2 separate regions of the Homo sapiens genome follow, and region 2 is linked to region 1. A link is an interaction called in ENCODE POLR2A ChIA-PET data of the cell type or tissue named here. Cell type or tissue: OCI-LY7. All regions are shown on one strand. Links, peaks and the distances in the headings refer to the core of each region. The heading gives the core; the rest is flanking DNA.

Region 1 (8,000 bases), core at 1-8,000:
TCTCAGAAAACATACTCTACGGTAGGGGTCTGCAAACTGTGGCCCATCACCCATCGACTTTTATAAATAAAGTTTTATTGAACACAGCCATGCCTATTTGTTGACTTGTTGTCTACAGTTGCTCCTGCATTACAAGAGCGGGGCTGAGTAGCTGTGACAGAAACCATGGCCCGGCAGAGCCCAAATAATTAACTATGTGGCTCTTTACAGAAAGTTTGCCAACTCCTGTCCTAGGATACTATAAAAATACTATAAAAAATACCATGAAAAAATGCAATATTGGGAGTGGTTTTTAAAGTTTTGGCTAATGTTCGCAAAAGAATGCCCCAGAAACTATTAAATTATCTCTCTCTATATATATTTTTAAAATATATAAAATAAATATTTAAAATATATATTTATATTTATATAAATAGTAATATATATAATATATACAGGTGCCTGCCCATTTATATTTACATAAATATATATTTTTATATTTATATAATTATATTTTTATATTTATATAAATATATATATTTATATTTATATAAATATATAATTATATAAATATATATAACAATGTAATATATAATATACATTAATATATAATAGATTTATAATTATATATTATATATTTATACATTATTTAAATATAAATATATATATATATATATTTTTTTTTTTTTTTTTTTTTTTTGGAGACAGAGTCTCGCTCTGTCACCCAGGCTGGAGTGCAGTGGCACCATCTCGGCTCACTGCAAGCTCCACCTCCTGGGTTCACGCCATTCTCCTGCCTCAGCCTCCCCAGTGGCTGGGACTATAGGTGCCCGCCACCACGCCCGGCTAATTTTTTGTATTTTTAGTAGAGACGGGGTTTCGCCGTGTTAGCCAGGATGGTCTCGATCTCCTGACCTTGTGATCCGCCCGCCTCAGCCTCCCAAAGTGCTGGGATTACAAGCATGAGCCACTGCACCAGACCTAAATACTATATATTTAAAAAGCATCAGGCTGGAGGTGGTGGCTCATGCCTGTAATCCCAATACTCTGGGAGCCAAAGCAGGAGAATCACATAAGCCCAGCGGTTTGAGACCAGCCTGGGCAACAGGCCAAGATCTCATCTCTGAAAAAAAAAAAGTAAAAAAAATTAGCCAGGTGTGGTGGTGCACACCTGTAGTCCCAGCTAACTCTCAAGGCTGAGGAGGAAGGATTGCTTGAACCCAGGAGGTTGAGGTTGCAGTAAGCCATGATCATGCGCTGCACTCCCGCCTGGGCAACGGAGTGAGAGACTGTCTCAAAAATTTAAAAAATATATATTTTTTTAAGCATCAGATAGGCTTGCTCTGCAAAGATCTTAGATCTTTGTAGTCAAAAATACCTAGAATTGTTTGAATTCCAATTGTGACAATTAGTTGTAGGAACCTTAAACAAGTTATTTAAAACCCCAGTCTTAGCTAAAAATGGAATCTGAGGCTGCAAAGATGACAGAAGATCATAATATAAACTGCATGGTGTACAGTCTAGAACACAGTCTTAGTTTCCCACAATTTATTAAACCCCAAAGAAAGAAAAGATGGGAGAGGAATGCACTTTCCTTTAACTCCCTTCACAAACTGGTGAATGATGACACCCAATGATGACTACAACATTCTCAAATGAGGGAAATTAAAACGAAGAAGAAAAAAAAACTGGCCCTACCAAAAGCTTTCACAACTAGGGACTTAACCTGAAAAACGAGATTTTGTTGTTGTTGTTTGAGATGGAATTTCGTTCTCGTTGCCCAGGCTGCAGTGCAATGGCGTGATCTCAGCTCACTGCAACCTCCGCCTCCCGGGTTCAAGCGATTCTCCTGTCTCAGCCTCCTGAGTAGCTAGATTACAGGTGCCCGCCACTATGCCCAGCTAATTTTTGGTATTTTTAGTAGAGATGGGTTTTCACAACATGTTGGCGAGGCTGGTCCTGAACTCCTGACCTCAGGTGATCCGCCCGCCTGGGCCTTCCAAAGTGCTGGGATTACAGGCATGAGCCACCACGCCCGGCTGAGATTTTTTATAGATAGGATTTTTTAAGAGAATGCAGGACAGGACTAACAAAAAGAAAAAAAGAAATACCCCTCTACTCCACACGAGTTATTAAGAAATTATTTTAGGCAAATGGAGAGGAAAAGTGGTCCTTGGAAGGTTTTTCGTAGCTCCAGAAAAATTTCTTGTCTAGCATAAAAGCCCTGGCTCTTAAAGGCTGGCAACCTTTAAGATGCAAATGCAAGAGGGTCCACCCAACATGGCGATTCCCACCGTTGTCCTCTTGCCCTTGCTCCATCAGGTACCTAACAGCATGGCCGCCCCCACATAACCCCGTGTGTAAAATGTCATGGCATCCTGCATTTGTGTATTAAAGGACTGGGGTGGGAGGGCCAGTTTTCTTGAGGGCTAAATGACATGCCTGGTCAAACCAATCCTCTGAGCCCTATGCAAATAAGACACCACCCCCTCCAGCCGTCACATAAAACTGGCTAGTATTGTCAGAATGTAAGGTCTCCTCTTTCAGCTTTAGAGCCCCCCTCCCTCTGTCTGTGTAAGGGGGAGCTTCTTCCTTCTGCCTTCTCCCTTCTTGCCTATTAAACGCTCTGCTCCTTAAAACCACTCCACGTGTGTCCGTGTCGTTTTATCTAATTCAACTCAAAACAAAAAACCTGGTGTTCCTCTACTCCTCAAAGCCATATCAGTAACAAGGCAGTGTCCCAGGTACAAAGCAGGAACAAGGACTCTAAATATCATTCAGCTAGAATTCTGATATAACTTTAACAAAAACTATACATTAAATAGGGGTCCGGGCAGGTGGCTCACATCTGTAATCCCAACACTTTGGGAGGCCAAGGCAGGCAGATCACTTGAGGTCAGGAGCTCAAGACCAGCCTGGCCAACATAGTGAAACCCCATCTCTACTAAAAATACAAAAATTAGCCAGGTGTGGTGATGGGAGCCTGTAATCCCAGCTACTCAGGAGGCTGAGACATGAGAATCGCCTGAACCGGGGAGGTGGAGGTTGCAGTGAGCCAAGATTGCACCACTGCACTCCAGCCTGGGAGACAGAGAGACTCAATCTCAATAAATAAATAAATAGGGTATAATAATTCTCTTTTTAACCAAACTTGTAGGTTGGATACTCATCAAGTTTTAATTGGATTCAATTTTATCACATATATTTCCGCTCAAGAGCCTATTTTTTCCACTGGATTTATTAAATGTTTTCATTTTTGTCATTAATGATCTATCTCCCAATGAAGGCAAGAACCATATCTACCTTGACTACCACTGTATCTGCAGTGCCATCTCAACTGTATGGAATTTGGTATAAACTTAAATATCTACAAATGAAGAACCTGCTCTCAGACTGAGCAGGAGCTCATCATGCCATCTAGCGGTCTACATAAGTAACAGCTCCGTTAGGTACAGTAACTCTAGAGGGCAGGTATGCGTTCATACAATCACTGCTTTGGAAGAGAAAAAAAGATAATACAGGAAGTAACAAGAATAGGTAAAAGACTAGGATTACTATCACAATTGGTTCCACTTCCTACATCTTCTAGAGTACTATACAATGATTACTAATACCCAGAATAATGGCCATGAGACACTGCCATATTACCAAAAAATGTATCCAATCCTTTGGTTTCCGTGGGCGACATTGGAAGAATTGTCTTGGGCCACACATAAAATACACTAACAATAGCTGATGAGCAGAAAAAAAATTGTAAAAAAAAAAATCATAATATTTTAAGAAAGTTTATGAATTTGTGTTGGGCCACATTCAAAGCCATCCTGGCATATGGCCCACAGGCCATGGGTTGGACAAGCTTGATTAAAGACATACAAAACAAAATATTCCATTTGTCAAGCATTCTTGTTAACAAAAAAATTTTTTACCAAACTTCTTTCAGTGACATCTCTTAAGAAATGCTGCTCACTAATATTTTGGAAGTCTGTATTAGTAATGAGAAAGTACTGATACTCTCCCGTCATCCATGCAATAATAAACCTGCATTTTTTTTTTTTTTTTTTGAGATGGAGTCTCGCTCTGTCACCCAGGCTAGAGTGCAGTGGCACAATCTCAGCTCACTGCAACCTCCAACTCCTGGGTTCGAGCGATTCTCCTGCCTCAGGCCCCCAAGTAGCTGGGACTGCAAGCATGCGCCACCACGCCTGGCTAATTTTTGTATTTTCAGTAAAGACATGGTTTCATCTTGTTGGCCATGCTGGTCTTGAACTCCTGACCTCAGGTGATCCACCCGCCTCAGCCTCCGAAAGTACTGATTACAGGCATGAGCCACCGCACCCAGCCCAGTATAAACCTGTATTTTACAGCATAAGTAAATAGAACTTACCTGATGTCTAGACCTATTTGGCAAATGTTAAGTTCAGACTATGCTGACTTTTTTGCTGATGGCTGTAATAAAATATATTTTTACTCTAAATAGTCAAATTTGCCTTAAAATGCTAAAATATTTAACTGAACCAAATTTTTGGTTTTGTTCCTTTTTTAAAAAGTGTAACTCTCAAATTCTCAAACAACTCTATACTCCAATTTATTTGACTGTACTATTGGTGCAGTGGTCCACAAATATTCTCTAATACATACAGTGACATTGATAATTACTAATACTACTACTAATTTTACCAATACCGGTGTTACTCCACTATTTTCCACATTTCTCACAATACCTTGGGTTGAAGGTGGAGATCAATATAGTAGTTTTATTTTAAAGTAAAATTTAGCACTGTGTTTTCTATCAATCTCGTAAGACACATGTACATTCTATCCGTATCCTTATTAGGACTGCCAGGACTAGACTTTGAACAGTAAGAGTCTTGCCTTACTTAAAATGAGAACATTACCGGATTCGATGGCGTCCCTGTAGATTCACTGCTACTGCTTCTTTCACAACATATCTCCCTTATTACACACAGAGCCAGGCTTTCATCAAAGGAAAGGGAAATACTATCAGATTTGTGGCGTTTTCTTTGTCGTTCACCAGATAATTCATCTGAATTTTCTTCTGGATATGTAAGGAAAAAAAATAAATTGCTGTACTGTGATTTAGAAAATTGAGCTGTTTTGAGTACCTATTTGTACAGAAACTTAGTTTCAATAAAATTAGTTCAAAAGTTAACACTGTTTTATTGAATCTGTCCAACTGTTACAGCAGAACACTATCTGTGTGTATTTATTTATTTGTTTATTTATTTATTGTCTGAGAAAGGGTCTTGCTCTGTCACCCAGGCTGGAGTACAGAGGCACAATCTCGGCTCACTGCAACCTCTGCCTCATGGGCTCAAGTGATCCTCCCACCTCAACCTCAGCCTCCCGAGTAGCTGGTACCATAGGAACGGTACCATAGGAATGCACCATTTTGTATTTTTTGCATAGACAGGGTTTCACCATGTTGCCTAGGCTGAGAATACTATTTTTAAAAAGCTTTCTATTCTTCTTTCAGAACTTTATCTCCATACATCACAATTTAATCTATCTAATAAAGTTTTTATTAACCAAAAAATCTAGGAATTTTTTTCTGTCAAAACCAAACTTTAAAATATAAGAGCTCATCTGTTTTTTTCCGAAAAGAGCCAAAGTGTTTAATTTACTCATATGGTATTCTTAATGTTTCAATTTCTTCAGTACCCTACACTTTTTCTTTTGAGACAGAGTCACACTCGACCACCCAGGCTGGAGTGCAGTGGTACATTCTCAGCTCATTGCAACCTCTGCCTCCCAGGTTCAAGTGATTCTTGTGACTTCAGCTTCCAAGTAGCTGGGATTAAAGGTGCACACCACCATGCCTGGATAATTTTTGTATTTTTGGTAGAGACAGGGTTTCACCATGTTGGCCACACTGGTCTCAAACTCCTGGCCTTAAGTGATCCTCCTGCCTCAGCCTCCCAAAGTGCTGGGATTACAGGCCTAAGCCACTAAGCCCGGCTCTTCAGTACCCTATATTTTAAACAGAAATCAAAACCAGTAAAAAGTTTCCATTTCATTTTAAATAATAAATTATCTCTGAATGGGTCAGAATGTTAGACAAATCCGTTAGACATAAATGAGAATACTACCTTATACTAGACATAAAAATGAATTCCAGGTGGATTAAAGATCTAAATATAAAGAACAAAACCATTCAAGTACCTATAACAAAATATTCTTATAATGCTGGGGTGGAGAAGTATTTCATAATACTGCAAAGTCCTCAATAAAAAGACTATCAAGATTAGACCATGTCAAGGTTTACATGACAAAATAAAATACCAAACAAAAGTTAAAAGGCAAAGGTCAAATTCGAAGATAATATCTGCAACATATATAGTAAAAATTACCCATAGTATACATATTATACAAAGTCCTACCAAATCAAGATAGACTGTATTTTCTTTTAAGGAAACAGGAAAAAGCAAGTCACAGAAGAAATACAAATGACTAATAAACATATGAAAAATCTTGAGTCATGTACTTGAGTAATAGAAAAAAAAACTCTTACCTCCTAGGGATCAAAGAAATGCAAAGTGAAATGATATCATTTTTCACCCATGAGAATGACAAAAATTAAAATGAGATAGTATCACAGATTTCTGAAAGGACTTTTTTTATCATTTTCTTGAGACAAAGTCTCACTCTTGTCCCCCAGGCTGGAGTATAATGGCACAATCTCGGCACACTGCAACCTCCACCTCCTGGGTTCAAGCAATTCTCCTGCCTCAGCCTCCTGAATAGCTGGGACTACAGGTGCCCACCACTGTGCCCGGCTAATTTTTTTTGTATTTTTAGTAGAGACGGGGTTTCACCGTGTTAGCCAGGATGGTCTCAATCTCCTGACCTCGTGATCCTCCCTCCTCGGCCTCCCAAGGTGCTGGGATTACAGGCGTGAGCCACTGGACCTGGCCGGGATTTTTACGTTTTATCGAGATCACAAGTTCTGCACGTGAGTTCTTAATCATGTTTGTGTTCCCTATTTTTAAAAAGGTGATCTTGGCCGGGCTGCAATTATAAATAATGCTGTAATTAGTATCTCTACATATAAATCTTTGAATTTTTTATTACATCCTTAGGATAGATTACTAGAAATGGAGTTACTAGGATAATGTTAAGAACTCTAAGACTTTTTTTTCTTTTCTTTTTTTTTTTTTTTTAAGAGGGAGTCTCACTCTGTACCCCAGGCTGGAGTGCAGTGGTGCGACCTTGGTTCACTGCAACCTCCACATCCCAGGTTCAAGCGATTCTCCTGCCTCAGCCTCCCAAGTAGCTGGGATTACAGGCGCCTGCCACCACACCTGGCTAATTTTTGTATTTTTAATAGAGATGGGGTTTCACCATGTTGGCCAGGTTGGTCTCGAACTCTTAACCTCAAGAGATCCACCCGCTTCGGCCTTCCAAAGTGCTGGGATTACAGGTGTGAGCCACCGCACCAGGCCATCTAAGCTTTTTTATAATCCGAAAAATTTAATCAATTTTTACCCACTTTTACCAATTTACAGACCAACAGTTTATCAGTGCTAATACACAAGTTATTAGCACTGATGAGTAAGGATGAGTAAAAATTTTATTTTTACTAATTTGATAGATCAAAAGGACACCCTTTTGGCATTTTTTACTATCTGTAAAGCTAAAAATCACCAAAATTCACCCTCTCCCCATATTTATTAGTCATTCGTATTTACTGTGAGAAATTTTTGTGAACTGTCTGCCCTTTTTGCTATTTGAAGTTTTAATGTTTTCCTTATTGATTTGGGAAGACTTTTTATGTAATACAGATATTAACAGTCAAATTTAAAGTGACTATCTTTCAAATATGTTGTATTCTATTTTTCATTTAACTTTTAAACTCATTTGAAATTCATTTTGGCATAAGGTACAGATCTAACTTCACCTTTTCCCCAAGTAACTACCATTTGTTCTAGTTCCACCTCTGCCCTAGACACCTCTGCCCTTCCTGTCTTCTGCCCGCATGTACGAGATTCTGGTCTGGGTTCATT
Region 2 (16,881 bases), core at 5,154-13,153, 100 kb after region 1:
TTAGTTTTAAAGAAATAATTGAGACTGAAGTTTTAAAGAAATAATTGAGACTGAATATTGATTTTAAAATCCCTGATGAAACAAAATGGTGTATCATTCATTGCCTTCCATCTCAACTCCATTTTTTTTTTTTTTTTTTTTTTGAGACAGGGTCTCACTCTGTCACCTAGGCTGAAGTGCAGTGGCACGATCTCGGCTCACTGCAACCTCTGCCTCCTGGGTTCAGGCCATTCTCCTGCCTCACTAGTAGCTGGGACTACAGGCATGCACCACCACACCAGGCTAATTTTTTTGTATTTTTAGTAGAAACGGGGTTTCCCCATGTTGTCCAGGCTGGTCTCAAGCTCCTGACCTCAGGTGATCCACCCACCTCAGCCTCTCAAAGTGCTAGGAGTACAGGCGTGAGCCACCACGCTTGGCCTCAACTCTAATTTTATGAGATCCCAAGACTATTTTGTGGCTTTCACTACCTAATCTACTTAATTAATAATTAGAATAGCAAAGATGTATGTATAAATAAAGCATTGAAGTCTTTTCAAAATTTAAGTGACACTTAATTAGCATTTTACAACATTAAAATTTTATCTTCAAGAGAATCAGCATGAATCAGATGAGAAAGGTTTTGCCAGAGGAACCTGTGGAAGGTTTAAAACGAGTCAAAGGAGTTCTATTACGAACGTTAGGATAAAAAGTGGAGACTTGGCTGGGCGCAGTGGCTCACGCCTGTAATCTCAGGCACTTTGGGAGGCCAAGGCAGGTGGGTCACCTGAGGTCAGGAGTTCGAGACCAGCCTGGCCAACATGGTGAGATCCCATCTCTACTAAAAATACAAAAATTAGCTGGGTGTGGTGGTGGATGCCTGTAATCCCAGCTACTTGGGAGGCTGAGGCAAGAGGATCTGGGAGGCGAGCCAAGATTGTGCCATTGCACTCCAGCCTGGGCGACAAGAGCAAAACTCTTTCTCAAAAAAAAAAAAAAAAAAAAAAGGTGGCGACACATTGACTCATGCCTGTAATCGCAGCACTTCAGGAGGCCAAGGTGGGAGGACAGCTTGAGGCTAGAAGTTCAAGACCAGCTTGGGCAACACAGCAAGATCCTGTGTCAAAAACAAACAAACAAAAAAGCCAGGCATGGTGGTGTGTGCTTGTTGTCCTAGCTACTGGGGAGGCTGAGGCAGAAGGACTGCTTGAGCCCAGAAGTTTGAGGCTGCAGTGAGCTATGATGAAGCCACTGTCCTCCAGCCTGGGTGATAGAGCAAGACCTTGTCTCTAAAACAAAAAAAGAAAAAATAAAGTGGAGACATTTAAGATAATTACTCCATCAGTAATAGTGGCAAATAGGGGCTCAAATTTAGTTCGCTGTCCTGCCTGTATTCTTTTTCCTCCTTCTGGTCAGAGAAGACAGGCTAAAAAAAAAATGCAATAGCTAAAATTAAAGAAAAAGTACTAAATAGATGAGGGTATGAAGAATGGCAAAAGGAAAGATACCAAGAACACTTACTGTTTTCTTTGTTCAAAATAACACATCAAATATCCAAGAAGCCAGTATTTCCAGCTCTCAGACAGCTCCTCAGGTCTACAGAGGATAAACTAAGCTACTCACTGTTTCTGTCATGCACCAGGGTCAGGCTGCAATGTCTTTCCCTTATATGACTATTATCTCAGTATCCTTCCTTTCTCCCATCTCAGCTCATCCAAATTCTACCAGTATGTTCAAGATTCAGTCAAATGCTATACATTTCAAGCATACGTTCCAGTTCCCTTTCAGGTGAAAACAATCTTTTCTTTTCCTGGACTCAGAAAATACTTAACCTGTGCCTTTCTTATGGCACTTGATACTTCTGTAGCTGGTTCTCAACACAGGCTATATATTATATTAAAGCACTGCAAGTGATTAAAAAAACAAAAATAAACCCCAGCCCTACCTCAGACCAATTACACCATAATCTCTGGGAGTGGAACCCTGTAGTGTTTTTAAAAAGTCTGCCAGGTCATTAAAATGGACAGCCCAGAGGTGAGAGCCCCTACCTTAGCTATGCCTTACTGATACTACTCGAGTTATCTTTATATCTGTAAATGGAGTGACATACATGTATAATTAAATTTTTAGGTCCAGAATTTTTTAAAAATTAGATTTTTGTATCCTCTGTGAACATAGTAAATGTGAACTAATAGTTTATCCAAGAATCAAATATTCCCATTCCCTAGGTAGTATTTTCAGTTTAGCTTAAAACATGGGATTTAGCTATATCTACAATTATGTAAAATCTGTAGATGCTCCCATTTAGAGACAGAATATTTTTAAAAAAGAACATGGTGAGTGTTTTGGTTTTTGGCTATAAACAATGCACACAGCTTACCTCTCTAACATCCACCATCCACCCTCCATCAACAAACAACAAGACGTTATACATTTTCTCCTTCACATCAGCAGTTAGGGCATCCAAATGCCCTTTCCAAATACCAAAATCCATCTGCAAAACAAACACAAGGCAGACATATAATGGATAAAACCCAATAAATAATGTATTTGGAAAATACAGACAGGAACATACATATAGAACATCATTCTAAAGAGTTGATGTTTCAGTCTGCCAAGTACAAAAATAAGTATCAACAGACTGCAGTTAAGTAAAACGCTAAAATGTTAACTTTGTAAATGAACGCTCATGTCACCTGAAGGCATTTTTCATGTTTGGTTAATTACCTACAGAAAAGTAACTAAACAGATTGCATCTTCCAAAGCAGGACATTAACAGGGAGATTACCTGTTATGATCGAAAGATAGTTGCTGAAGAAACGATCTCTTTAAATATACAACACACATTTATAAGATGCAGTAGGCACATCCTAGATCCATATTTAACTTACTTCATATTTCTTTTCTTTGTGTTCATGAGCCACTTTCTCAGTAAAAGTTGGTTGAGGTATCAAAGCAGGTTTTTGTGGAACTGAATTCATATGCTTAAACCACTCATTAAAGGTTTCATGGGCTTCCTAAAATGTGAAATAAAAAAACCAAAATATAAAATAACAAAAGTTTTCACTTTTATCGTTTCACCAACATTTTTAACATTTGATTCTTAGAAATAATTTTGCAGCATCAAGAAATAAAACTGTTCAATATATATTTTTTTCCCTCCAAAAATTCATATCATGAATAAATGTTTTGTCAAGTGACAAACAAGGTATATATATTGTGTTTTCTGGCATATTCTCCAATCTGAGCACCCTGATCGTATATGTATCTTGACATTCATCGCTCTGTAACATATGCATGTGTACTTGTCTTCTTAACTAGCCTATTAGTTTTTAGAGGGCAAGGATAGGGTGCTATCCACAGATTTGGCCCTACTACCTAACCCACTGTAATTACATAATTATTTATTGAATAAAATTTTTTTTTTGTTTTTGAGACAGGACCTTGCTCTGTCACCCAGACTGGAGTACATGATCTAATAAAGACAAGGCATGATCTCTGCTCACTGCAGCCTCAACTCCCTGGGCTCATGCGATCCTCCCACCTCAGCCTCTGAAGAAGCTGGGACTACAAGTACATGCTACCATGCCTGGCTAATTTTGTTTTATTTTTTTGTAGAGATGCAGGGGTCTCACTGTGTTGCTCAGGCCAGTCTTGAACTCCCAGGCTCAAGCAATGCTTCTGCCTTGGCATCCCGAAGTGTTGGGATTATAGGCGTGAGTCACCGCATCTAGCCTTGAATGAATTTTGAATGAGTATGCTGCTATTTTAGTCATAACAAACCTAGAGCATCTTGCTTTTTCTCAGTTATTGAAAAAAGCAGAAATTTAAAGCTGAGACATGCATCACAAAATCTTAAGAAAACATAACTTCCAGACATCATAGACACTATCTACCATGTGAGATGATCTTGGTTGGTTAGCATTGATTAGAGAATCATGCTAATGAAGATAAGGTCATGAAGTCAGTCCCCTTGTGGATGAGTCAGCACTATAGTCACAAGAGAGGTAAGATGAACCAACACTACTTCTAGAAAAAAGTTCAAACTCTGAGAGTGAATCCGAAAAATCATCATGAAGTAGGCACATCTGTGGCTTTCTTTACAGTCTCACCAAATAAGCTCTGATGCACAAATGTTCTCGGATAGCATTATCATCTTCAGCAGGAAGTGGACTTTCCATTCCTTGTTCCTCGCACTGATTATAGATTTCTGCTATAGAATCCTGAGGAATTTTCACAAATACTTCTTTTGCAGCTTCGTGCTTTTTTGATGCTGTGAAAAAAGATACACAATTTTGAATGCCTACGGACTTCTCTGTAATGGTTTCTAAAGGAGTCAAATCACTGGTTTACCAATTTTACAGTGACCTGTAACTATTTCAGGGCCCAAGGCACTCTGTTAAAGGTCTTGGTGATCTTTCTACCTGATAGACTGGCTTTTTCGTATCTCAATGTGATACTATCACAAAAGGATACATCAAATGCAGTTACTTTTACATACTTTTATGTCTTAAAGCAATTCATTTTTCAAAGTCGGATAGCCTTGAGATTATTTGCAAAATTGATTAGGACAATGAAAATTCACCATTAAAATATATTTTGTTTCATAATACCAGGTTTGATAGATAAAGAGTGGCTGGTTTTCTCCTCCCTATGGAAGGATCAAAAACAAAAAGCAACCCCCCACCCCAAATTCAAAAATACACGAATTTGAACAAAAACGTTTTAAAAAAGAATAAAAAATCTGGGTGTGGTGGTTCACGCCTATAATCCCAGCACTTCAGGAGGCTGAGGTGGGAGGATTGCTTCAGGCCAGGAGTTCGAGACCCGCCTAGGCAACATAGTGAGACCCCATCTCTAGAAAAAATTTTTTAAAAATTAGGTGGGTGTGGTGGTGGGTGCCTGTAGTCCCAGCTACTTGGGAGGCTGAGGTAGGAAGAAGAATGGAGCCCAGGAGTTTGAAGCTGCATAAAAATATACTATACCCAAGAATTTTCTCATAATTGCATTGCCTTGTTTCAGTGCTTCTGCCCTCTGCGCTGGGTCAAATACCAACCAGTCAATTACATCAATTTTTAAACGATCCTCCTATTTATTAAAGGGGAAAAAAAGAAAAAGGAATATCAGAGTTTTTTTTTTAAAGATATTCTACAAATTAGTAGAATTAACTTACACCTGTACTTCCAGTAAACATCATTTTCTCTCAAGTTATACAAAATTATGAAAGCATCTAACTTTCCTTAGTGTATTTTCATATTTAACAGCTCTCTATTAAATTATAGAAAATACTGCTGGGCATGCTGGCTCACACCCGTAATCCCAGCACTTTGGGAAGCCCAGGCGAGCGGATCTCTTGAGCTCATGAGTTCGAGACCAGCCTGGACAACATGGCAAAACCCCTTCTCTACAAAGAATACAAAAAATTAGCCAGGCATGGTGGCACATGCCTGTAATCCCAGCTACTCGGGAGACTGAGGGAGGGTGGCTTGAGCCTAGAAGGCGAAGGTTGCAGTAAGCAGAGATAGCGCCACTGCACTCCAGCCTTGGTAACAGAGCTAGACCTTGTTGTCTCAAGAAAATAAAAATAAAAATAAATTATAGAAAATATTAATCTGGAATTATATATTGTATGCCTTACCAACTTAACCACGTGATTCCTTTAAATGTTACTCTAAAATAGTTTTCTTAGATATAACTTTCTATTCCTTTCTGAAAATATGAGTAAGCAAGCTACATAAGTTAGTGATTAATCAAGTATTTAAAATAACCTGATGAGCAACAAGCCAAAGCTGAGATTTTTTTCTATTAAAGAAGCTCCTTTAACATACTACTATAAGTAATCCTTTACATAAGACTTTAAATTTAAAAGGTCTGGGCTGACAAAGACACATTCTTAAAAAAGAAAACCTAATAGAACTTCTTTTACGAAGGGAGAAGTTCACCAAGGAATAACATAAAAGATTATTAGAAGTTATAGAAACCTCTGCCCCCCCATCCCAAATTACCTCAGTAGTGCCAGTATCTAGGGCTGGGGCCAGGTCATGATGACTAAATTCACCATTATCTTTCTTTCGAATATTCTCAACTACAGTTTTTGTTATTGTTGCAACATCCAAATCTAAATAATTTTTTGAAGCGACAAAAAACAAAGATTAATCATTGATACTAATATTCTCTAAATAGTCATAATGATTCAGTAAATTTGGAACAGTAATTCCTTAAAAATAAAATATGTAAAATATGAAAGATATTTATATAAAAGAAAATGCCAGAATTAAAAGATATTTTACATATGAGTTACAGCATAAGTAACTTTAGTCCTAAAACAGAAATTCCCTGAAAATTTTATTCCTCTTTTCCCCTCAACAGAAATAAGATTTAAAACTATAAGGACAAATGTTACTACAGCCAAAATGAACATTTGCCTAGAAAGGCCAAAAGACAAAGTTTTCAACCATTTTTACCTGCTTCTTTAGCCAACTCCAGGCAATGGTGGCGCTGTTCAAATTCTGTAACACTTTCCAAAAATAATGCATACTGGGCAACAGCTAGGTCTTGAGGCAAATGACAGGTATAAAATGCTATAAGATTTGTATGTTTCTCTCTTATTAAAAGCTAAAAAATAGAAAAAGATCAAAGTATGTCAATAATAAAATTAAAAGTATACTTCAAAATTTCAAATGTATTCAGGAGAGGTTCATACAGATGTGGATTTGTGTTGCTAAACAGAATAATTTTATTTTATATTTATTTGTTTGAGACAGGGTCTCACTCTGTCACCCAGGTTAGGGTACAGTGGCATGATCATGGCTCACTGCAACCTGTCTCCTGGGCTCAGGTGATCCTCCCACCTCAACCTCCCGGGTAGGTGGGACTACAGGCACATGCCACTATGCCCTGCTAATTTTTTGTATTTTTTTTTAGTAGAGATGGCTTTTCACTATGCTGCCCAGGCTGGTCTCAAACTCCTGGGCTCAAGTGATCTGCCCACCTTGGCCTCCTAAAGTGCTGGGATTACAGGCATGGGCCCCTGTGTCCAGCCCAGAATAATTTTAAATTCCAAAAAGTGAGTACAGTTGGCTCTTAAACTGCACAGGTTTGAACCGTGGATTTTTTTCGATAAATATATTGGAAAATTGGCTGGGTATGGTGGCTTGCGCCTGTAATTCCAGTACTTTGGGAGGCTGAGGCAGAAGTATCACTTGAGACCAGGCCTGGTAGCTCTTGCCTATAATCCCAGCACTCTGGGAGGCTGAGGCAGGCGGATCACCTAAGGCCAGGAGTTCAAGACCAGCCTGGCCAACAAGACAAAACCCTGTCTCTACTAAAAATACAAAAATTAGCCAGGCGTGGTGGCGCATGCCTGTAATCTCAGCTACTTGGGAGGCTGAGGCAGGAGAATCACTTGAACTTGGGAGGTGGGTTGCAGTGAGCTGAGATCATTCCACCACACTCCACATTCCGGCCTGGGTGACAGTGAGACTCTCTCAAAAAAAAAAAAAAAAAAAAAGGTAGTATCACCCCTGAGGGCAGGAGTTTGAGATTAGCCTGGCCAACATAGTGAGACCCAGTCTCTACAAAAAAATAAAAAATAAGTTTGCTGGCCATGGTGGCACGTGTCTATAGTACCAGCTACTTGGGAGGTTGAGGGGAGAAGACTGTTTGAGCCCAGGAGTCTGAGGTTACAATGGGCTATGATCTAGCCAGTGAACTCTAGCCTGAGTGACAGAACAACATCCTATCTCTAAATAAATAAATACATTAATTTAAATATATATATATTAGAACATTTTTTGGAGATTTGTGACAATTTGAAAAATATTCATGCTTGAACCCAAGAGGCAGAGGGTACAGTACAGTGAGCTGAGATTGCGCCATTGCACTCCAGCCTGGGCGAGAGAGTGAGACTCCGTCTCAAAAAAAAAAAAAAGACTCACAAACAAATTAATAGCCTAGAAATACTGAGTAAATTAAGAAAAAGCTAGGTAGGCCAGTGGCTCACACCTGTAATCCTAGCACTTTGGAAGGCCGAGGCTGCTGGATCACCTGAGGTCAGGAATTTGAGACCAGCCTGGCCAACGTGGTGAAACCCCGTCTCTACTAAAAATACAAAATTAGCCAGGCGTGGTGGTGCACACCTGTAATACCAGCTACTTGGGAGGCTGAGGCCAGAGAATCGCTTGACCCCGGTGAGGCAGAGGCTGCAGTGGCAGTGAGCCAAGATCATGCCACTACACTCCAGCCCGGGCATCAAAGTGAGACTCCATCTCAAAAAAAAAAATAAAAAATAAAAAAAAAGGTATGTCATAAATCCATTATATGTAGATTCTGGTCTATTTTATCACTTACTACTATAAAATATATATGAATCTATTATAAAAAGTTAAAATTTATCAAAACGTACACACATTTACAGACCATACATTGTGGTCTAGAGAAATGTAAACAAGCATACAGATGCAGTATTAAATCATAACTGCATACAACTAACTGTAGTAGATACTATACTACTGTAATAACTTTAGAGCCACTTCCTGCCACTACTGGGGTGAGCTCAAGTGCTGTGAGTATCCATTTAAAATGCCGTGTGATGCTAATCATCTCTGAAGAGCTGTTGGTCTCTTCAGTTGCATACTGCAATAAAAAGTAAGCTTTCCCAGGTCTTGTTTTTTTTAGTGCAATACTATAAACCCTTAATAACACCACAGGAGCCATACAAAGTGCCAGTAGTGATACTGGAAGTTCTCCCAAGAAGCAGAGAAAAGTCATGAGATTACAAGAAAAAGGTGAATTGCTTGATATACTGTAGATTGAGGTCTGTAACTGTGGTTGTCCATTTCAAATAGACAATTCATCTTGTAAACAGACAACATAAACTTACAGTATTAACAGGTACAGTATAGTACTATAAACGTAGTTTCTCTTCCTTATGATTTTTATTATTTATTCTTTTTTTAACTTTTAAAAGTTATTTATTAATTTTTAAACTTAAAAAAAAAAAAAAAGACAGGTCCAGGCCGGGTGTCGTGGTTCACGCCTGTAATCCCAGCTCTTTGGGAGACTGAGGGGGGTGGATCATGAGGTCAGGCGTTAAAGATCAGCCTGGCCAACATAGCAAAACCCCATCTCTACTAAAAATACAGACAATTAGCCAGCACCTTTAATCCCAGCTACTCGGGAGGCTGAGGCAGGAGAACCGCTTGAACCTGGGAGGCGGAGGCTGCAGTAAGCCGAGATGGTGCCACTGCACTCCAGCCCGGGTGACAGCGCAAGACTCCGTCTCAAAAAAAAAAAAAAAAAAAAGACAGGTTTTCGCTGTTTCCCAGGCTAGTCTTGAACTCCTGGGCTCAAGCGATCCACCCACCTCTGTTTCCCAAAGTGCTGGGATTACAGGCGCAAGCCACCACGTCTGGCCTGATTGTTTTTTTTTTTTTTTTTTGAGATGGTCTCACTCTGTCACCCAGCTGGAGGGCAGTGGCGAGATCACAGCTCACTGCAACCTCCAACTCCTGGGCTCACTCGATCTTCCTGCCTCAGCCTCCCGAGTAGCTGGGTTTACAGATATGAACCACTGTGCCCTGCTAATTTAAAAAAATTTTTTGTAGTAGAGAGAAGGGTCTCCCTATGTTGCCCAGGCTGATCTCAAACGTCTGGACTCAAGCAGTCCTCTCGCCTCTGCCTCCCAAAGTGTTGGGATTACCGGTATGAGCCACCTCGCCGAGCCCCTTATGATTTTCTTAGTAATGTTTTCTTTTCTCTAACTTACATTATCATAAGAATACAGTACAGTTGAGCTTTGAACAACACGGGATTGAACTGTGCAGGTCCACTTCTGCATAAATTTTTTTCAACTCAACTTAGAAAATACAGTGTTATCTGGATGTGAAATCTGCAAATATGGAAGGCCAATTTTTCGTATATGCAGGTTCTGCAGGGCCAACTGTGGGACATGAGTATACACAGATTTTGTTATATGTGGGGGTCCTGGAGCCAATCCCCCAAGTATACTGAGGGATGACTGCATATGATACATGTAATATACAAAATGTGTTAATTGTGTGTTTATGTTATTGGTATGATTTCTGGTCAGCAGTAGGGTATCAGTAGTTAGGTTTTTGGGGAGTCAAAAGTTATAGTGAATTTTTGATTGTGCGGGGCGGTGGGGGTTGTTTTCCTAATCCCTGCATTATTCAAAGGTCAACTGTGCTGATAATTAAAAGATCTCTTATGGATTCTGATGCTTTCTTACCACTGAGAATTAAAATAGCATCATTCTGAGTTTTGTTTTCATTAAAATAGTAAAAAACAATCAGGTTGTAGGTTCTCAAAGTTTACCTGTATGTATGTCTTTAAAACTTCAATAGAAACTTCCTCCTTCATAGGAAAAAAAGACATAATTATAAATACACTGCTTATATGAAAGTAACAAAATTTTTGATACAAATTCCATTATTAAATAATTTAATAATTGTAATGTTTACCACTGAGCAGTAACTATACACCAAGCTAAGTGCTTACCAAAGTTCATCTACTGCCTGATTTAACCTTACCATAACTCTTTTTGGGTAGTTACTATTATTGTTCACATTTTACAGAGGATGAAATTAGGACCAAGGGAAGTTTTATTTACCCAGAGTTACACAGATAGAAGCTGCTGAATAAGGGTATATACTCAGGACTCCTACTCCAAAGCCCAAGCTTTCAACTACTGTATCATTCACTTTCTACATGCACTCTGACCAAAATGTTATCTTCTTTTTTAGAAAAAAAGCAACAAAACAACAACCAACAAAGTTTTAAAATCTCACATAGCACTCACTTTGTTTAGTTAGCTTAGCTGGTTGATTTAAAGCTGGGTACAGACAAGGATAAAGTTATGAATTTATTAAAAACCAGTTAACCAACAGCATTCTGTGGCCACAGACTAGAACCCTAAAGGGCCACTCTCAGTGAGTTATCATTGAGTGACTATACAAGACTATATGGAAGACTTTTGATTCCTTATCACCATTTCTAGAAAACAATAATAAAAAAAGTAGTGTTTTCTTGACAATAGGTATATAGCATCAACATTACAGAGAAGAAGAAATCGTTCATTTTTATATACCTTGGTCTGTAGTCCCAGAGTACGGAAAAACAAAATAAGGTGAGTCATAAAGCGAAGCAGGTGTCCAGGTAGATTGTTTCTGCTTTTGGAAAGCCATTTGCTAAACTCATCCATCAAACCTACAAGCCATCAAAGTGAAGATTCAACAATAGGAATAAAATCAAAAGAAAAAAATAAACATTACCAAGAACATTTATTTCACTCCTATAGTGCTTTCAAGTCACTGTCTCATAATTAATAGCCATGATATAACTCTACACCCTCTTTGAAACAGAGTTTGGGTTCAATCCGAACTTTATTTTATAAAAACCAAATGAAAGGTCACCTCTGACATAAAGTAAATAGTTGCATTCAAATAGGTTAATATTTATCAAGATTAAAAGATATGGTAAGTCACATGCATTGTTTGGATAACTTTAAAAAATCACTATAAGACAATGAAGAACTCATAAAGAGTAAAATAAAACTGGCTGGGTGCAGTCGCTCATGCCTGCAATCCCATGTCTATAACATATAGCACTTTGGGAGGCCAGGGAGGGAAGATCACCTGACGTCAGGAGTTGGAGACCAGCCTGGCCAACAGCGAAACCCCGTCTCTACTAAAAATACAAAAATTAGCCAGGCGTAGTGGTGCACACCTGTAATCCCAGCTACTCAGGAGGCTGAGACTGAAGGATCTTGTGAACCCAGGAGACAGAGGTTGCAGTGAGCTGAGACTGAGCCACTGCACTCCAGTCTGGGCAACAGGGTGAGACTTTGTCTCAAAAAAAAAAAAAAAAACACACACAAAAAACACAAAGTAAAATAAAACCATATCTTACCATCAATGTCTCCCAGGATAAGAAACTTTTGAACTATATGATAATGTTCTTGATTCTCTTCCAGAACTCTCTGAAAAAAAAGTTTTTAATTTTCCATAAATCTTCTAGCAGTCATTCTGTAGTATATATTCACTGTTAAACTAAAAATGTTAAACTTTTGAAGGAACATATAGAAAGAAAAAGCTGGAAATGAAGGGCCTTAGAAAGATCAAAACAAAATAAAACATGGAAAGGATACTGCCTTTGGAATATACTCACAGCTTACAAATCCAGAACTGAAAAGCATCTTTGAAAGTAGAGACCTATGTTATAACAATTTAATCTCTCAATGGTATTAAACTTTTATTCTTATATTTTATTCCTATTTACCTTGGCACTACACATGGTGGACGAGAAAGGAAGAACTCATGTGACCTAAGCAAAATAAACTATTAAGATTTCTTTCAACATGAGCAGCAGTACATGAAAGCATTCTTTGAGTATTCTCTTCTGTACATGGCACCAAGGGTGAAAAAAAAAAATAGTGATCAGGTACAGAGTAGAGAAAACCTTTTCTAACTTATTTGCAGCTTGATTTTTTGAAGAATATAGTTCATTTTTTGTTGTCAAACGTATTTTAATTTTTATTTAGTTGGCTGTCTAAATTTTCTTTCAGCATTTATTAATTTTTACATTCAAACCTTTGCTCTATATGGAATTTATTTTAGTTACATGGCATGAAGTAGGATCTAGCTTTGTTTTCTTCTGGATGGAAAGCCAATTATGCCAGCGCCATTTATTTAAATAAACCATCCCTTTCCCTCTGAAATGAAATGTCACCTCTGACATCTGTTAAGTTCTCATATATACTTGGATCTAGTTTGGACTTTGTGTTCCACTCATCTATTTATTTTCATGTCAGTTCTATACTGTTTTGTTGTATCTTCATATTAAGTGTTATTATTGAGTAAGGCAAGTACCCTCTAACTACTTTTTTTGCTTTCAGTGTGGTTTTTTTTGTTTGTTTGTTTGTTTTTGAGACAGAGTCTCACTCTGTTGCCCAGGCTGGAGTGCAGTGGTACAATCACGGCTCACTGCAGCCTCCACCTCCCTGGGCTCAGGTGATCCTCCCACCTCAGCCTCCTGAGAAGCTGGGACTACAGGAGCATGCCACCACACCCGGCTAATTTTTAAAATTTTTTTTGTAGAGATGGGGTTTTGCCATGTTGTCCATGCCGGTCTCAAACTCCTGAGCTCAAGTGATCCTCCTGCTTCAGCCTCCAAAACTGCTGGGACTAGAGGTGTGAGCCACCAAACCCAGATTGTTCTTTTTCAAAATGCTCTTGCCATTCTCAATTATTCTTCTACTTGACAAAATTTTCTGTCCAGAAGTAATACCCCAAAGCATTAGGTTTTTATGCTAATTTTGGAATGAGTGACATTTATATTAAATGCCCTCATCGAGGAACATGATATATCTATTTATTTATGTCTTATTTTATGTCCTTCAGTAAGATTCTATAGTTTTTTAAATGAAGGGCTTGAAACCCTGGATTAATTTTTTATTCCTAGATCTCTTTAGTTTTGGTCACTCGTTTAAATGGAACTTTTGGGGAGGGGGTACTAAATCCTTTTCTAAATAGTTATAACAAGCACAGAAAGACTTGACTTTTAAAAAAAAAACGTTGTCTTGTATCTGGCTACTTTAACAAATTCTCTTATTAATTCTAGTAACTTACTGAGCTTTAAGTTTCTAGACTAATATTTTTATCATATATAAATGTTCTTCCCTTTCTAGTATTTATATCTGTTCCTTAATTTTCTTGTTTTATTTCATTAGCTAGAATATCCAAAATAATAGACTGGTAATAAACTCTTGACAGAAAAAGCATTAATTTCCTTACTATATCAAGTGCTCCTATATAATAATAAGAAAAATATAAAACACCACAGAAAAATAGCTAAAAGATATGAACAAAAAATTCACAAATGGTCAATAAACATAAGGAAACATGCTCAGCCTTATGAATAGACAAGAAAATGTGAGTAGAACAGCAAGTTCCTATTTCCCACCTACTCTGATGGATTGGCAAAACATAAAAAGTGTGACATTTGAGGCTGGTGAGAATGTATAATTCAATAAATTACTTGTGGAAGTATGAATTAACTGCCACAACCAGGTAATAAATTATTTTTCCATTTCAATTTTTTCTTTTTTTTTGAGACAGAGTTTCGCTCTTGTTGCTCAGGCTAGAGTGCAACGTTGCGATCTTGGCTCACTGCAACCTCTACCTCCTGGGTTCAAGTGATTCTCCTGCCTCAGCCTCCCAAGTAGCTGGGATTACAGGCATGCAGCATCCATTTCAAAATGTTTCTTTACCTACCTACCTACCTATTTAATTTTTCTTTTTTCTTTGAGACAGGGCCTTGCTCTGTTGCCCAGGCTGGGGTGCAGTAGTGCAATGACAGCTCACTGAAGCCACGACCTCCTGGGCTCCAGTGCAGTAGTACAATCACAGCTCACTGAAGCCACGATCCTCCCACTTCAGCCTCTGGAGGAGCTGGGACTACAAGTGGGTACACCACCATACCCAGCTAATTTTTTTTTTTAGAGACGAAGTTTTGCTATGCTGCCCAGGCTGGTCTAAACTCCTGGCCTCAAGTGATCCTCCCATCTTGGCCTCCCAAGTGCTGGGATTACAGATGTGAGCCACCATACCTGGCCTTTTTATTTATTTTTATTGTATATATTTTTAAGGTATACAACCTGATGTCTTCAGAGAATTCATTCAGAAACACTGTATGTATGTATATACAATGTATAAAGCATATACTTATTTATACTCCTTAACCTGGTAACCCTGCTTTCAGGAAACTTATCCCAAAGAAACAGAAGGACTAGTAGTTAAGTACACACACATGTAACTTCATTACAGCACTAGAAATAACCTAAATACTACCCAAAGGGGAATGATTAAAATAAATCATACATTATTCTAAAGAACACTATGTATTTATTAAAAAGAATAAGGTTAAGTGAAAATGAATAAACTAACTTGGAGATTATCATTAAATGAAAAAAATCAAGCTGTAGAGTAATATATGTAGTAAAATGTGAAAAACACAAAAATCAAAATTCTAAATTGGAGTATCTACATTATTTACACATATTCGTAAGATCATGGAGAGAAATATAGAAGGATACATATCAGTATGTTTTATCATCTCAGGGGAATAACCATAAAGGGGTAGAAATTACTATAAAGGTTTTATTTATACATTCTAAAATTATTTTATTGTTACAAGTACATACAATATTACTACAGTTGTTTAAGCATTTTTAAAAGAATATAATTTTTAGAAAATATTAGATTTTAAGATCTAGGAAAATAAAGTCTTAATAATTTTCCATAATGTGTTTTAAATTTTAAAAAAGGAATAAATATAGCTTACGTGCATATACTTAGATGAAATTAATCCGAAACAAAAAACTAAAAATGATGTATCATTTATGTAATTAAGTTTCTTCGTTTCAAAGAATGATTCTTATTTTAATAGGTGAGAAAAAGGGAGAAAGTTCCACCTTTTTCCTTTCAGCTACAGTGCACAATAGAATAACACTGTTTCCTATTCCAGATACCTAACATATTCCTATTAACATTTACCTTTTTGTCAGTAGCTTGAAGTTCCTCAAAAACCTTTTCTAACGTCCAGCTTCAAAAGAAACAACGGGAAAAGAATAATGTTAATAATATGAAAAAGGGGTGTAAAACGAAACATCAAAGAGCATGCTACAAATCACCATGACTCAAAACAATCCAACAAACTCACTTTGCTCCCAGATATTCTCTAGGGAGTTCTTCAGTTTCATCCAGAGTTGCTACTGATGTCTGGATCTCCTGTTCTACCAGACTGTCCACCATCACCCGGAAGTAGGCCCAAACTGTGTCTTCCCAGGTGTCACAGACAGGAAGCAGCTTTTTCCCCATTACAAAACAGAAACATATAGACATATTCAACAGAAAAGAAAGGAAAAGCAATTACATCCAATGATACAGACTATAAAATCACTTTATAATGATATAAAACACGGCAGATTTTAAAAAAATTATGCCAAATAACCTTTCCTCCGCCAACTACATCTTCTAAGATGTTTGAACTGTTCAGATTTTTTCATACTGTTAACAACAACATCAGTTTTCCAGGCTGATATGACATTTCAACTGATTAGTATAGTATCCCTAAAGATAGCTATAATATGTAGGGAGTAGTGGGTTGTGAGAAAACATGCGTATGTAAGACAACCCAAGGACTCACTGTGTCTTTCCGGTACATTTCTGCATACAGCTATGAGTATTTTAAGTCATCAATAAATGTGTGTTGGAGTTAAATTTACAATTCTTAGTTAAAAACTGAAATCTGATTTCATTCATTAAAATACCATGCATGTTATGGGATACATCAAATTAAGCAGAACAAGTCACTATCTGATTCATGATTATCTCTATCATTGCTACACTTAAGTATGTATATACTTAAGTATACAAACTTAAGTTTATATTTGTTATATACAATTGTTAGAATATTTTATTTAATTTTACTCCACAGAAAAAATTTAAACATTAAAACAGATTGCATACCTGCTTAAGATTCCCACTTAAAGCTGCATAAATTGCTCTCTCGTATCTATTAAAAAGCTCCTAAAACACAATGAATATAAACAAATTTGAAATATTGTTTTTCTTAGTATGTCAATTTTCCTCATAATGTGGAGTCTTGCAAACTCTTCTAGACTGAACCTATTCACTTGATAGTTTTTAAACTTTAGTGAAAGATCTAGTGGGGTAATAACAAGGAAGAACTTCAGTGTGATGAAATAATAAATGCTGAAATCTAGAGGAAAAAGTAAAACATTTAAATGCCAAATATCAGGTGAAAGCAGATCCAACTCTAGTGGATGCTTTGAATATTTAAAATCAAATTTTATTCCAGATA

Evidence for each region. Peaks named below come from ENCODE experiments on the same cell type or tissue, not always from the same donor. Only the 100,000 strongest peaks of a DNase experiment are listed, where the experiment ranks them.
Region 2: POLR2A ChIA-PET joins it to region 1 with 5 read pairs; 7 of 35 experiments call an interaction of 5 or more read pairs at or near these places.

Annotation. Positions count from the first base shown.
Region 1 is chr12:68,825,806-68,833,805 of GRCh38, reverse strand. MDM2 (MDM2 proto-oncogene) reads right to left here. Exons shown (of 11, transcript NM_002392.6): 8 at 4,875-5,035. Among named protein-coding and RNA genes, the nearest start is that of MDM2, 22 kb to the right of the region's middle. RefSeq lists a silencer at 2,230-2,471 and enhancers at 1,890-2,563, 3,467-3,646. In OCI-LY7, for the core only: a CTCF peak has its summit at 3,406 (motif pointing left); a DNase peak (open chromatin) is centred at 3,415; H3K27ac peaks cover 1,090 bases.
Region 2 is chr12:68,720,823-68,737,703 of GRCh38, reverse strand. It overlaps NUP107 (nucleoporin 107), which reads right to left. Exons shown (of 28, transcript NM_020401.4): 15 at 16,527-16,586; 16 at 15,718-15,863; 17 at 15,552-15,600; 18 at 11,908-11,977; 19 at 11,087-11,205; 20 at 10,315-10,353; 21 at 6,444-6,594; 22 at 5,985-6,097; 23 at 4,965-5,067; 24 at 4,092-4,252; 25 at 2,871-2,996; 26 at 2,360-2,473. Among named protein-coding and RNA genes, the nearest start is that of SLC35E3, 17 kb to the left of the region's middle. In OCI-LY7, for the core only: a CTCF peak has its summit at 6,491; no DNase peak of the experiment used is centred there.